Regions from separate parts of the Homo sapiens genome. Here region 2 is linked to region 1. The links are chromatin loops, found by intact Hi-C in ENCODE. Cell type or tissue: Calu3. All regions are shown on one strand. Links, peaks and the distances in the headings refer to the core of each region. The heading gives the core; the rest is flanking DNA.

The links. A loop is a pair of places that touch in the nucleus more often than their neighbours do. Peaks named below come from ENCODE experiments on the same cell type or tissue, not always from the same donor. Only the 100,000 strongest peaks of a DNase experiment are listed, where the experiment ranks them.
Region 2: it touches region 1 in a loop (7-fold over the local background); 13 of 110 quality-filtered maps call a loop at or near these places.

What each region holds. Positions count from the first base shown.
Region 1 is chr2:142,160,770-142,169,309 of GRCh38, forward strand. No RefSeq gene overlaps it. Among named protein-coding and RNA genes, the nearest start is that of LRP1B, 34 kb to the left of the region's middle. RefSeq lists an enhancer at 5,158-5,367. In Calu3, for the core only: no CTCF peak of the experiment used is centred there; a DNase peak (open chromatin) is centred at 5,152.
Region 2 is chr2:142,599,483-142,608,022 of GRCh38, forward strand. No RefSeq gene overlaps it. Among named protein-coding and RNA genes, the nearest start is that of KYNU, 270 kb to the right of the region's middle. In Calu3, for the core only: no CTCF peak of the experiment used is centred there; no DNase peak of the experiment used is centred there.

The DNA.
Region 1 (8,540 bases), core at 400-8,399:
ATGTACAAAGAAGAGCTGGTACCATTACTACTGAAACTATTGCAAAAATATTGAAAAGGAGGGACTCCTCTCTAACTCATTCAATGAGACCAGCATCATCCTGATACCAAAACCTGGCAGAAATAAAACAACAACAACAACAAAACTTCAGGCCAATAGCCTTGATGAACATCGATACAAAATTGTCAACAAAAAACTGGCAAACCGAATCCAGCAGTACATCAAAAAGCTTATCCACTACGATCAAGTTGGCTTCATCTCCAGGATGCAAGGTTGGTTCACATATGCACATCAGGAAATGTGATTCATCACATAAACAGAAATAAAGACAAAAACCACACGATTATCTCAATAGATGTAGAAAAGGCTTTCAATAAAATTCAACATTCCTTCATGTTAAAAACTCTCAATATACTAGATATTGAAGGAACATACCTCAAAATGTTAAGAGCTATCTATGACAAACCCACAGGCAACATCATACTGAATGGGCAAAAGCTAGAGACATTCCCCTTGAAAACCGGCACAAGACAAGGATGCCTTTCTTACTACTCCTATTCAACATAGTACTGGACGTTCCAGCCAGAGCAATCAGGCAAGAGAAAGAAATAAAGCGCACTCAAAAAGGAAGAGAGGGAGTCAAACTATCCATGTTTGCAGGTGACATGATCCTATATCTAGAAAACCCCATCATCTTAGCCCAAAACCTTCTTAAGCTGATAAGCAACTTTAGCAAAGGCTCAGGATATAAAAATCAATATGCAAAAATCACTAGCATCCTATACACGAACAGCAGTCAAGCGAAGAGCTAAAATGAATTTCCATTCACAATTTCCATAAAAAGCATAAAATACCAAGAAGTACAGTTAACTAGGGAGTTGAAAGATCTCTACAAGAAGAGCTACAAACCACTGCTCAAAGAAATCAGAGATGACACAAACATATGGAAAATCATTCTATGTTAATGGATAGGAAGAATCAGTATCGTGAAAATGGCCATACTGCCCAAAGCAATTTATAGATTCAATGCTATTCCCACTAAACTATCATTTACATTCTTTACAGAACTGGAAAAACCTATTTTAGCATTCTTATGGAACCAAAAAAGAGCCCAAAAAAGAGCCCAAAGCATCACATTACCCAACTCCAGACCATGCTACAGGGCTACAGTAACCAAAACAGTATGGTACTGGTACAAGAACAGACATATAGACCAACGGAACAGAATACAGAACTCAGAAATAAGGCCACACACCTACAACTATCTGATCTTCAACACACCTGACAAAAACAAGCAATGGGGAAAGGATTCCCTATTTAATAAGTGGCGCTGGGATAACTGTCTAGCCATATGCAGAAGATTGAAACTGTGACCCTTCCTTACACCATATACAGCATCAACTCAAGATGGGTTAAAGACTTAAGTGTAAAACCCAGAAGTATACAAATCCTGGAAGACAACCTAGGCAATACCATTAAGGACATAGGCACGGGCAAAAGTTTTATGACTAAGACGCCAAAAGCAATTGTAACAAAAGCAAAAATTAACAAACGGGATCTATTTAAACTAAAGAGCTTCTGCACAGCAAAATAAAATATGAACAGAGTAAGCAAACAATTTACAGACTGGGAGAAAATTTTTGCAAACTATGCATCTGACTAAAGTCTAATAATCAGCATCTATAAGGAACTTAAATTTACGAAAACAAAAAAAAAACATTAAAAAGTGGGCAAATGATATGAACAGACACTTTTCAAAAGAAGACATACATGTGGCCAGCAATCAAATGAAAAAAAAAAAAAAACTCAACATCACTGATCATTAGTGAAATGCAAATTAAAACCACAATGAGGTTGGACGCAGTGGCTCACATCTGTAATCACAACACTTTGGGAAATCAAAGAGGGCAAATCAATTAAGGTTGGGAGTTCAAGACCAGCTTCGCTAACATGGCAAAATCTCATTTCTACTAAAAATACAAAAATTAGCCAGGCATGGTGGTGTGCACCTGTAATTCCAGCTACTCAGGAGGCTGAGGCACGATAATCACTTGAATCCACGTGGCAGAAGTTGCCGTGAGCAGATAGTTCCACTGCACTCCAGCCTGGGCGACAGAGAGAGACTCTGTCTCAAAAACAAACAAACAAACACTGTGAGATACCATCTAACACCAGTGAGAATGACTATTATTAAAAAGTCAAAAAATAACAGATGTTGGCAAGGTTGTAGAGAAAAAGGAATGCTCATACACTGTTGGTGGGAGTGTTAATTAGCTCAGCTATGGTGGAAGACAGTGTAGTGATTTCCCAAAGAACTAAAGACAGAAATACCATTCGATCCAGCAATCCCATTACTGTATATATATATCCAAAGGAGTATAAATCATTCTATTATAAAGACACATGCACGTATATGTTCATTGCAGCACTATTCACAATAGCAAAGACATGGATCAACCTAAATGTCCGTTAGTAATAGACTAGATAGAGAAAATATAGTACATATACACTATGGAATATTATGCAATCATAAAAAGGAATGAGATCATGTCCTTTGCAAGGACATGGATGCAGCTGGAGGCCATTATCCTTAGCAAAGTAACACAGGAACAGAAAACCAAATATCACACATTCACACTTATAAAGTGGGAACTAAATGATGAGAGCTCATGGACACATGGAGAGGAACAACACACAATGGGGACTTTTGGATGGAGATGAAAGGAGAGAGAGGAACAGGAGAAACAACTAATGGCTACTAGGTTAATACCTGGATGATGAAATAATCTGTACAACAAATCCGCACGACACAAGTCTACCTATGTAACAAATGGGCACTTATATCCCTGAGCTTAAAATAAAGTTAAAAAAATCAAAAAATTAAGTGTACATGCTTATGACAAAGTAAGACCCCTTGCCAAGAATCTCTTGAAAATCATCCCAAAGAGACACATACAAGCATTTTTTTATCACGACATTGTTTACAACATGTAAAATTTCAAAGCAATTGAAATGTCTAATAGAAGAATATGAGCAAATAAAATTAAATCTGTTCCTACAATTAAATACTATATGTTACTTGTAAGAAATAAATTACATCAATATATAACCGTAGATTTCAAAAAAGAATATTGAGAGAAACGTGATTTCTAGAAAGTATATAAAAATGACTACATTCACTAATATAAAAAACATATCAAAAATAATGGGAAAATTAAAATGTAGGCAGCAGTACTTTTAAAAGAACTAGAAGGCTATTAACTTAATATATGCCAGTGGTGACTTCAGAGAAAGACAAGGCAACTGGCTGTAGAGAATAAGAGAAATTCTAACTTTACAGTATTTATATACAAAAATTAAAGCAAATACAATAAATGAATACTGTCAATATTAGGTTTTGGTTGTATGGGTGTTTATTATAAAATCTGCATTTTGAGTTTGCTGCATTTTTTATTTGCCTGTGTTTTTTAATTAAAAAATAAAAGCATATTAACATCATCTCATTATAGGTCTATAATTTCTACCCTTTGATTGTTTTTCTTGTTGTTTTTGGTTGTTTTTTATCCTGACAAAGAAAAGTCATATATAAATGCAAGGGTCAACAGTACATCAGTTCACCTCCCTAAACCTTGAGGGATAGGATTAGATGATTTCTTAGTTCCCTCCTAGCAATATGATGCTATGAAATCCTGCAGGAAGCAGCATATTTCTTTCACTACAAGGAGAGCCTCTCTCAAACAATTAATAATAGGTTTTTTTTCCTTGTGGTAAGCTCCTTTATTTTTATTATCTTCATATAATACCTGACCTGTCTGTGTATGCCAAATACTGCTGTGAAAATGAAAAGACCCTTCTAAGTGCGTAGCATCCTTATAGGATTCATGGATGTGGAGGTGTTTAAATACTACCAGAATTGCATTGGAATAAATAATGTTCACCTTGACTGTGTTTAGAAAGTAGAATTGTTTTGTCAGCACTCTAGGTAAGTATTTGAGTGAAAGAAAGCTTAAAGTTGAGGAACAGCTCAATAAACAATGCGCAAATGAAACAAAAACAGAAAAAACAAAAACAAAAACAATCAGAATCTAAATTAACTCCTTATTCAAGAACTTGTGGGAAATGCAAAGAACCATTCTTAGGTGTAAAATGCTTGACTTAAAATGAACAGATGAATTAAATGATTGGAGTGAAGAAGAATCACATGGGAAAAAGAATGATCCAGTGTTAACATTACTTCTCGAGAGAGTATGACATGGTGCTCAAGAGAGAGATTTTTATTGCAAAGGAACATGAATGAGACTTTGAGGTGCTATGAATATTCTGTACTTGATGCAAGTATAAATTATATGGGTATTTGCCTTATAATGATTTGGTAAATTATATGATTATGAACTATCCTATATAAAATCTTTATAGATAGATATGCATATATATGTATATACAAAGTCATATATGACTTTGTCATATGTGAAAGTATATACACAGATATATCTAAAGTACATACATAGATATATCTAACTGTAGAGTGAAAATTTTAAAAAGCATGTTTCCTTCACAGGTTGTCAAATGTTAAAAAAGAAAATGAAAAATTTGATGAAGTAGAAAAACAAGGTGAATGGCCACACATTGCGGGTTAGAATATAAATTGGTATAACCAATTTGGGACAATTATTTGGCATCGTTTTAATAAAATGGAAAATGTATGTTGATTTCAACCCAGCAATTTCTCCCAGATTCTTACACTTGTGCACCCTCCCATTGTGCAGCCTCATCTCTGAGTGTCCAAAGTAAACTGCCCTTCATGTCATTGGATTTTAGTAACCTGACACTGGAGAGGAGGCAGATGGAGTAATAAGGGAAAAGTTAAAAATAACAATATCTGAGTCTCAGCTGTAGATCCATAAGTGCTTGGTTATATTTTAATGGCTAATTTACTTGCATTCATCTTCCACTTCACTGAGCCAGGAATTAGGTCTATGTAACAATCATATCTTTCATGTCTATAATATGTATAGTACATAATAAGTTTTTAGTAAATTATGTATAAAATTCTGAAAAAATATTGAGAGAAGAAGCATGAAGGAACATGGGCACAGTGTGGCTTTAACTCATTGTGGCCTCAAGGGAGCAGTGTTTCTGAGGAATTAGGACAACAGTGGTGATGGAGGTGGAGAGGGAAAGTCCCTGCCGTGAGTATCTGGCTCATGGTGAATCCCAGGAGATTGGTGATGACTTCATGTAACTTCTCAGACAGGAGAGGACTTAGCATTGATACCCTTGAGTGGCACTGGAGCAGATAAAGCACCACGGCCTTGAACTGGAGAAGCGAGCACAGGAGACAGCTGCTGGAGATATGACTGAAGGGGAACTTGCAGCTGGGTATGAGACCAGAATAGGCAGAAAATGCAAGGGCAGCAAAGAGACAGGTTATTTAAGTATAAAGGCAACGTGTGATTTTATAATGCAAAAATGCATCTAAATAATATAAAGTAATTTTCTTTAATAAACAAAGTCTGAAATAAGCCCTCACTAAAATATTTTAGAGATATATTGCTATGCTTTAACGTAATGCACTGAACATAATTTAAGCTATTTTAATAATCCAAGGAATTCATTTTAAAATATTATTTACTCTATTTTATTATTTTCATTCCCATAGTAAATATTGAAATAGTGTTACACCTTTTAAACTAAATGGCCTGAGATGACCTAGATACGTAGGCCTTTAAAATTTTTGTACTAATTTTGTCCAGTTTTATGTGCCGCTATTAACTGACAGCTACTTGTTCTTTCTTCTATCTTTGGGAACTCGCACACATTTTTTTGGTCCTCCCCCACCTCCTAATGTATATCTAATTATATTATTTAATCTTTCTAATCTCTTACAGACTATGAAATCAAATATATCATATATTTGTTATAAATTTTCAATAGTAGAAAAAATAATGATTTAAATAAGAGATAAAATGGCTCCTTTTTCAGAATCAGCAATAGTATGACAGGTATATGAAAAGGTGTTCAGTGTCTCTAATCATCAGGAAAATGCAAATCAATACCACAAAGAAGTATCACCTCACATCTGTCAAAATGCCTATTATCATAAAGGCAAAAGATAGATGTTGATGAGAGTGTGAAAAAAAGATAACCAACACTGTTGGTGGGAATATAAATTGATACGGCCATTATGGAAAACAGTATGAGGTTTCTCCAAAAATTAAAAGTAAGACTACCAGATGACTCTGTAATTCCCCTTCTGTGTAAATACCCCAAAGGAAATAAAATCAGCACCTTTGTACCAGGGGCAGGGCAATGTGGGGGAGGGAATCAGAAGATGTAGGTCAAAGATAGAAAGGTACAGTTATGTAGGATGAATAAATTTACAGACATAATTTTCAGCATAAGGAGTATGGTTAATACTATTTTATTGTATGCCGAAAATCTGCTGAGCAGAGTTCAGGTGCTCTTAATACAAAATAAAAGCATGCATGTGAGGAGACGGACACGTTAATATGTTTGACTGTAGCAATCATTTCATTGTGCATATGTTTATCAAAACATCATGTGGGTATGCCTTCAGTATATACTATATAAAATTTTAGTAAAAGTAACAGCTATGGTATTCCCCTTCCTGTGTCCATGTGATCTCATTGTTCAAGTCCCACCTATGAGTGAGAACATGCAGTGTTTGGTTTTTTGTCCTTGCGATAGTTTGCTGAGAATGATGGTTTCCAGCTTCATCCGTGTCCCTACAAAGGACATGAACTCATCATTTTTTGTGGCTGCATATATTCCATGGTGTATATGTGCCACATTTTCTTAATCCAGTCTATCATTGTTGGACATGTGGGTTGGTTCCAAGTCTTTGCTGCACTGTTGTGGGGTGGGGGGAGGGGGGAGGGATAGCATTAGGAGATATACCCAATGCTAAATGACGAGTTAATGGGTGCAGCACACCAACATGGCACATGTATACATATGTAACAAACCTTCACGTTGTGCACATATACCCTAAAACTTAAAGTATAATAATAATAAAATTTAAAAAAATAAAAAATAAAAAATAAAGAGGCATGGAAAAAAAATAACAGCTAGAATTTATTAAACACTTATTAAGTGCCAGGCACTGTTCCAAGTTTTTCATATGTGTTCTTGAACTTAATCTTCCCAATAAACCTTAGGTATTATTTCCATTCTCACTTTTCAGATAATGACACTGAAGAACCAAAAAGTGAAGTTACTAGGTCAACATTACACATATGGTAAGTGTGTTTCAAACTTGAACAGTCTTGATCCAGTGTCTTGAATGGCTTTCTTCTCTTTTATAAATAAAATATAGGAGCTGAGTACAGCATCTCCCAACTGTTCTAATTATGAGGGTTTTTTTTTCAGAATTTTTAAAAGTTTACTATGATAAGAACTGCATTTATGAATCTTTTACTAAGAAAATATGTAACTGTAATATAAAGACTCCAAGGTCATAACCAATTTACACCTCTCTGGAAACAGAAGTTACTAAGCTATAACAATGCAAATCCTCATCTTAAGATAGTCTGAAATCTTACTGTATTCCATAATTAAACTCTACATTGCCAAGGACATACACTCTCTCAGTCTTATTCTGTCTGTTTTACTGAAAGAGTGACATGCCCTCTTCTTAGTGAAGTAAGGCAGCAGGTCTGACTGGTGTACCTAAGCTGAATGATGGAATTAAAGCCGAATTTCCATCACTTGAGGTATTTTGGTTACTCTTTAACCCCTCTGTGAGCCCTGAGTTCTCTTGAGATAAAGATCTGCTTGCCATTTTAATGCCAGATGATGTCCGCACGTCCGGAAGTGATGAGTACGACTTTATAATCACTTTTTCCCACCATAGTACCATGTGACACAGCAATCTCCCTTCTGAATGTGTACCCCAAAGGAAATAAAATCAGCATGTTGTACAGATATCCGTGCTCCCATGTTCATTGCATCATTATTCATAATAGCCGAGCTATGGAAACAACCTAAGTCTCTGTCCAGAACTAGTAGATAAAGAAAGAATAAAAGAAAAATGAACGAATTTTAGAATCACATTTGACCCAGAGACGTAATATTTCCCTTTCTGTTCCCAACATCACATTCTGACTTGTTAATGTCAGAAATTAGAGCTCAAAAATCATAGGTATCAAACAGTAAGCATGAACTTCTATGACTTTGTGTACATAGATGCTTTAAAAAGACAGCAAGGCTATTGCAAGTTTTGGGTTTCTTAGGATACTAAAGATTCAATTATAAACTATAAACCGTTGAAAACAATTCATTTCCTTGGAAGTAGAATACAAAATGCAAGATTAATTTTAATTATCTAAAAAATATCTTTATTCTATAATGTCTTTCTTGTGACTATCTAAACAAGAATTTTAAAAGTACCTGGAGTACAGAGACACAAAGAAGACAATTTAATAATATCTATTGTATTCAATAGATATTATTTTGTTAACACAAAATAAGAGTTATAATTAGCTTGATCAACTCACTTAATATTCTTTTATTCCCTAATT
Region 2 (8,540 bases), core at 442-8,441, 440 kb after region 1:
GTTTAAATGACTATTATTTCTCTTGCTTGAACTTAAAACACACAGAGGGCTCCATGTCTTCTGAGTTCAATTCCTGTGTTCATATCTTGCTTCCTTTGTCCTGTATTTTGAAAATAGCCCTATATTGTGTTCTGTCTTACCCACTAGACAAAGGGCTTCATAAGATCAAGTGACCTGGATATTTGGTATGTGCTTGATCTGCATTGTAGGGATTACTGCCTTATATAGTCCAAAGGTCTAAGGAAGCACCAGGGATGCATTCACACTTATGTACACACTGATGTCATCAGATCTAGGTTCAATATTTTGGGAAGATACATAATATTCACTACAGAATAAAATCCACACCACAATTCTAATTCCCTAAATAAGATTATTTTCTAGAGCAAATCAGTGATGACAAAAAGAGGGGAAACAGAGGAAGGGAAGAGACAGTTCTAGGCATGATGCTTACACAATATTGTTTAATATTCACAACAGCCATATTTATAAATGAGCTAACCGGCTCAGAGAAGTTCAGTAACTTTCCAAAGTCACTTAAATTTGAGATTTGATCCCACATCTACCTGACTTCAAACTGTGTATTTCCCCAATTCCATAATGACTCAATACAATGAGAATATTTAGTATGTTAGTAAATAAAAATATTGTGAAAAATGGCATGTCCCACTTCCCCATTCCTTTCTCCTTGATGTGTTATTTACTTTTACATCAGGCAGGAATTGAATCCACCATTGCAGCAGTAAGTCCATCAGTTGATTTGCTTTATTAAATAAGATTGTAGTGCATGAGGGTCACTGATCAAATAATTCCCCTAGAGCTGGCCTCTGCAGTTTTCTTCTTTGGCTGGAAAAAGTCAGAGGGCAGAGCTGTCCTCATCCTAGGTAAACACATTTTTGGGAAATCACAGAGTTTAGGAAAATAGTAACCTCTCTTAAATGCATACCCAAATACTCTAAAAAGGAATATGTTCTGGTATTAACAGGAGAGAGGACACCCTTCTTTCTTCTGTGATCTTTTAGCTCCCTTTGCATTCCAGAAAACTCTCTGGGGGTAGTTTATTTCCTGTTTCTTCACTGGATGTCAGAGACATTTCTGATACCACAGACACTTCAAATATTTATTTATGTATTCATTCGCTAAATATATATTTATTGAATAAATATTTATTGGATTTTCAAATGCCAGAAACTTCAGGTATTGTGTACAACTGAGAATATATGTATTCCTCTCTTTCAATTTACAGTCAGGAAAAGGAGGCAGATAAAGACAGCATGAGGGCAGAGGAAAGAGCAGTTATTTCCTCTCCATCTCTTAAAATATGATGAACGAGATGAACAGATTTCAATGTTCCATTAGAATTTGCAACTTGAGGATATTGGGACAAAGATCACATCCAGAATCTTTTATTGGAGCAGTCTGCATTCTCCTTCTGCTCTCCCATCTTGGATTATCCTTGAGGCCAGAGGAGCAAGCCAAACTCTCTGCTCACTACCCACATGATTGCTACCAAGTTTGCATGAAATCTCATGTTTGTGATTCCGTCTAAGTAGCATGTTTTTTCCAGGCAGTAAAACTTGTTACCGATTTGGTGGAATAGGGATGAGACCAAGACAAAAATGTTTTATGTGTATTTTTAGGCTGAATGAGAAGTGGTGAGGTAGAAAGGCAGGCAGAAGGTGGCTTAAATTAAGGAAGACATTTTCTGATTACTGTCTCTGGGTAAAAATTGAATGCACTTCCCATGAGTCAACTATCCCTTTGTTTACCTGGGCACAAGCTGGATGCTCATCCAGCAGGGATGTTGTCAAAGGGTTTCAAGTTTTAGACAGAGAATTAGACTAGATAACTTCTAAGCAGTTATCTATCTTAAAATGCATAGAATTAGAAAATCAAGGAGTCCTAGTACATTACAGATTTAGGAAAACCTTTTCTCACTAGTACAAATGAAATATATTTTATTTAAAATTTGGGAGTGAAAGCATAATGCATTTGAAAGAATGCAGATATATTTCACTGAATTGGGAATCTCAAAGTATACAAAATGCTAAATTAAATATATTCAATAATCAAAATATCGCCTCATATTTTGTGTTGATATTTGCAACTTGATTGAAGCAGGAGCCTGGTTTTAATTGGAAAATTTGACAAACGAACTACGTTTAAAAATGTGGTATTTTTTTGACATTCTTCAATCAAGAGGTAAAATTTATGTCCTCTTCCCTTGAAACTGGGTGGGCCCTTTTGGCAGGCTTGACAAATATAATGTGATCAAAGTAATGTTGTGTGACTTCTGAGGCTAACCAAGAAAAAGCCACACACATTTGGTGTTTTGGGACAACGGGCCTGGTGGCAGCACAAAGCCTCATGTACGAAGTCCAACCACGGTGAGTGGTCATATGCAGAGACCACGTAAGGAGAGAGAGGGATGCCTGAGGAGACCTACATCAGATGCACGAATGAAAGAGCCTCCTGGGTGTCCCAGCCTCAGCTACTGTCTGACGGCTCCATCATGAGGTACCCTGAGCAAGAACTGGACTAGCTGAGTCCTGTCAATCCCCAGATTTGTGAGCAAAATGAATGATTGCTATTGATTTACGCCACTGTTTTGGGGTGGTTTGTTACACAAAAAATGAACAACTAGAACACACAAATATCCCACTACTGTGCTTTCCTTATATGATCCTTATCCATTGACTTGGAAACAGGAAAAATCCAATGTTTACTATTTTCAACTTCCCCAGCTCTAAATATAATTTTCCATTAAATTACTGGAGAAAGTATGTCTTTGGTGACTATGTGGAACTATAGTTCATATATGAATTTATATAAATAGACCTTGCCCTTTGCTATCAGAAAATTATAATCCGTGATGTATTAACCAATAAAAAGAATGTACATATATATAGATATAAATTATCCAAATATTAATCAAATTCCTAGATTAAAGAAAGTGATTCATTATGTGTAGAAATAGGACAAAAGAAACTTTGTAGTGCTGAAAAATACAAATGTCTTAGGTGTTAAGAGCCTGAAGATAAATCACTATCCCAAGGAGGCATGAATGTAGAAAGAATGAAGAATGAGCCAGTGCCCACAGCTGTGGATGGGAACATAACCCACAAGTCAGGCTACTGAAGAACCTCTTTCCTACCTAAGGTGTCCAGATGACACATACTTTTTGATATGTCATAGGGCTAACAAGCATTTAAAGAACTAAAAGCTCATTAGCCTTTTCAAATATTAGTTTGTAACATATACATGTTTACTAATTGTTATAGTAAATAGGTTACTGTTTACTATAGGTAAATAACAGTAATAGGTTACTATTCACTATAGGTAAATAACAGTAATAGGTTACTATTTACTATAGGTAAATAACAGTAATAGGTTACTATTTACTATAACAATTAGTAACCTAACTAATAGAGTAACCTATTTAACACTTGTTAGAGTCTAACTAATTGTTACTATTTACTCATTCTATTCATAGTCAAATATACTATTTTAATCGGTATTATCTTTGAGCAGTTACTTAAAATGTTGTTAAAAATCAGCATTTTAATGTCATAGTTTGTATGTTACAATGACAATAATAGCATTCATCATAAAAACATCAAAATATCCCATGCAAAAGCAATAGCAAAAAGTGATTATTTCTAATGTCCTCTTTTATAGATTATAGTTTCAGATTAAAGTAGAATAAGGTAAAATATACATACACTTGTTCATATAATAGTCAAGATCTTTCAAATCTATTCAAAATAAAATATGAACTTAACAATCCATCTTTACATGTGTTGTAAGAATAGTTGTATTATTTTTAAAATTAACTTTATAAAATGAACAAAAAATGAGAAAAATTTAAAATAATATCCATTCCTTTAAAAATATCTTACCAAAAATTGATACCTATGAACTTTAGTTTTCCTGTGCAAATCAATTTTAACTTGCACTATTGTATATGCTGTTGTATTTCATAAAATATTTTAATATAATCCTGTTGATTCTTTGTATTTTCCTTAAACATTTAAAAATTGGCTGGTGAGATTGGCTCTCATCAAAAGTGTCTCTGAGTTCTCATTGATTGTTCTATTTTTGGTAGTAGCAAATTTAAATAAAGACCAGTTTTTTTAAAACATGTAAAAATTTCTCACTTGAAAAATTGACATTAGCTTTTAAACCAAAATTTATTCTCAAACTAATTTTTAGATGATATCCTAAAACCCTTCTTTCATTCCTTACAGGCATGAATGAAATCTGTTTTATTAGATGAACAGGGGATTATTTATACCTGTAAAAATCACAAGGTGATAAATTTGAATAACGTCAAAGTTTAAATACCACAACCAGTGTTAATTACCCATCCCCAAGTGATTATTAGAATTAAAAAAGGAAAATAAAAACTAGAACTTTCATTCTTTGACATCTTGAGAGTATGAATTCTTCAGTAGAATAGTTAGTATAAGAGTGCCTCCAAGTGGCATTTGTCAAAATTCCACATCAAAAATTTAAATATCAGATCTGAAAGTTAAGCTTTAATAATAACAAACCCTGAAGGAAAGTTCTCACTCTTTTCTTTCTGCTTATTTATAATCTACTCTTCATATATATGATTTCAGTTTATTATGAATCCCTATGTGTCATTAAATATCCACACTTCAGCTCCATTAATTCTCAGAATTCTAGGTAGTTTTTTAATACCTTAATTATGCTGCCTTGACACAGTGTTTTGGTGTGTAAGTAATTATTTCATTTCCATAAATTGTACAGTAGAATCTGTTTTGTTTAGCTGTACTATATCTTTCTTTTCAGTATTCTCTTAGAATCTTTTCCATATTTGCTGGATTGTAGAGGATAAGAGGGACAAGAGACTTCTTTCTTAAACATAGAATCTTAGAGTTATAGGATAATGTAATTCCATTACTCCAATTTTAACATTAAATCTAAGAATTTAAGAAATTTTCCCATGGCCATCCCGGTTAGTGACTAAATTAACAGAATCTGGTTCCCTGGACTTTTCATTCAGTATTCTTTCAAATATGTTTACTATAACACTTAAAAGGGAGTTCTTCCCTATACCCCCAAAAAATGCACTTTTAGTACATGATCTTAAAACTCAAACTCTAGAATATCAAATACAATTTAGAAATTGCCTAAGGCAAAACGTGTTCAGGGACTGACAAACTGATAGCTTCTCAATATATTTTGTTTCAATTAATTAATATGTAGAGTTTTGGAATTACCTCAGTTTTATGTCACTGAAATGTTTAAATCAGTAGAGCAAAAATGATCTTAGGAACGTCATAAACAGGGTAATTGAACTTATACTGTAGAGACTGAGATGTATGTGTTTTGCAAAGGTGACACTTGTAGTGAAGCTCATTTTCAAACTAGTTTCATTTGTAAAAGCTATTTCCATTACTTTGCCACTTTTTCATAACATTTATTCTAAATTTCTTTTTTTACTGTTTATTTTCCCTTCTTCCATTTCATATAAATGATTCCAGTAAGGCATTCTTCTCTCTTTTCCCAAAGGTGTCATATGGATGCTATTCTTTCCTAATTCTTATTCCTTTTTCACTTTTTAATTGCCTTTTATGGCACTTTTTCTCTCTCTCCTGCCACTTCATCTACAGCTTTTTTGGAATGAGTTAGCCAACATCAATAACAAAATTTAAAGTTCATTCTCTGAGGAGCTATAATGTAGATATATCTGGAGCATTAAGTATAGAAAAGTGCATGTAGATTTTCAGATAGATATGTAGATTTCTGTGTATGTATAATTTGAACTACTAACTTTTTAAACCTTTGAATGTAATGCTGTAATATCTATGGAGCTGTTATCCTGCAAAATTAGAATACAGTGTTTTAATTTAATAGTTACTCTTACCTATTTCCAGACTGCCTTTAAAAGATTGAACTCACAAGCTATAGTTTCCATTATTTTCTTCAGCTACATCCCATTGGAAAAATTAAATGTGTTTTAACTTTCTTGCCAAGATTCTACTTGTTTAAGATAGTTTCCAGCAGTGACCTTTTTTTAAGTGGTGTTTTTAGTATCTGCCAATCTGAGTTCATGTCAGAATGTCATTAGTGTGCTATTCACTCCGTCTCTCAGATCATTAATGAGGTTTCAAGTAAGACCAGGCTGACATACATCGCTATGACACTCAGCGAACATGACACTGTTTACCATCACTCTTTGATTCAAGCCCATCGCCCAGATTTTAAACATTATGACAATACTCAATGCAAAGCCTGTTTAAATTAACTTCTCTGAATAAAATTTCCAGCTGAAATTTAATGAGATACAACAAAACATGGCTATATTTAATACAATAAAATTTTCAACATGTCTACAGCTGTTAATCTTGTTTATTTCTCCCATGATTAACTATTCATATGTTTATTTTTCCCATAGTGAGTCTGTCAGATATTTTCCTTGATATTTGCATCAATTTTGTTAGTGATACATATGAACTTTCATAAATACTTCAATACTTGTTGGTCTGGTAAAGATTATTTAACTTTTTACATTGAAGCCAAATAAATTCAGATGGTGTACATATATAAGAACAAAATACATTTAATTATAGAATCCAAGTTAATATTTTATGAAATTTTTGATAACTTATTCCCAGAATTGGAGCAAGTGATAAACTAAAAATGAGTAAACTATATATTTTTTTGGTTTTATGTTAATTAAATACAGCAATAGACAAAATCATTCTTAAAAGATGAAAATCCCCACAAATCTATAAATTAAACTGTTATAAGATATTTTATTAGGTCTAATAATAATTTATTTATATTTGCCTGCTTTATAATGACATCTGACTATCTGCTTTTCAACCAGTTGTCAATATTTTATGCTACATATAGGGAAAGTTATAAAATTATCTATATGTTTAATTCACTTTAACTGGGAATAATCAAGGAAAATAATGTAAAAATGAAGGTAATCAGAAACATCTGCATTTGAAAATTATGGTTGCTAGAAACTATTGAATAATCACTATTTGGTGATTGGTCCACAAAAGTCCTAAAATGTGTATGTATACTATATCATCCTAGCTAGATTGAAAAACACTGAAGGCAGGCATACATGCTATTCAGTAATAAACACTAACTCAATATTTCCCACAAAATAAATATTATTTTCTAACTGACTGATGTTAAGGAGCTGTATTACCCACAACAGTATGGTCCTTGTGATAAATTGCTTCAGAATTACCAGATTTTGTCTGTCAATAACTGAAATAGAATCTCTGAGATGGGGCCAACTACAAGCTGTCCAGATGAGTTGTTTGCAGTCAACAGTGCTTGAGAACCATTGTCCCATAAACAACATAAGCAACAAGAAAATAAATGAAAGAAAAAAACAATATTTAGATGCTCTCCAAAGGCACATGATGAAAAAACTGAAGCAACATTTGTATTGAGCTAAGAGACAATTACTTCAAAGAATGTTTTTGAATTGGTTATCAGCATTAATAAAGTCTGATGGCCAGACAATTGCTCGATTTGCCTGATTATGTCACCTATGTTGACTGAATATGATATACAGTATAAGCTATTTAATCACATAATCAAGGTGTCAGATTATAAACAATATGCCACAAATTAAAATGAAAGTGAAATAGCTAAAAAATCAAAAAATATTTATGTTTATTACTTTAATAAATTTCTGTTTGTCTCTTATGTTTAACCAAGGTTTAGATACATTCATATTGGTAAAATTGATGCCAACCATTGATCTAGAAACCTAAGTCAAAACACCTTCCACAAAAAAGGACTCTAAATCTTTTGACTAACTGCTTTTATATTTCAAAATTAATATTCCCAAATGGAAGCTACCTGATTTCTCTATTAAATTAGGATAAATGTACAGTGCAAATTTAAGAACATGTTTTATTAGTTAATACTGTATGCTTGAGAGGAATTGTGGAGGCAACATGGTTTAGTGAAGAGTGTGGATTTAAAGAAGGATACATTTATGTTTTAATTTTCATTATAGAGCTTGTTGGTGCATGACTTAAGCCATGTTATTTTAACTTGTCTTTTCTAAAACAAAATAATAAAACTTACATGGAGTGGGGAGGGGTTCCAACACAAAACGTGATTAAATTGAATCATAATACAATGTCTCAAATCTAGTGGAGTCTTCACAAATGGTTGCTATTACTTTCAATCTATATAACTTTTTTTTTTTAAAGAAACATAACTTTGTTATTTCTTTTTATTTTTCTTACTTTTACTATGGCTTTCATTCTTTGTGTCTGTGTGTGTGTGTTTCTTTTTTTTTTTATTATACTTTAAGTTTTAGGGTACATGTGCACATTGTGCAGGTTAGTTACATATGTATACATGTGCCATGCTGGTGTGCTGCACCCACTAACTCGTCATCTACCATTAGGTATATCTCCCAGTGCTATCCCTCCCCCCTCCCCCCACCCCACCACAGTTCCCAGAGTGTGATATTCCCCTTCCTGTGACCACGTGATCTCATTGTTCACTTCCCACCTATGAGTGAGAAT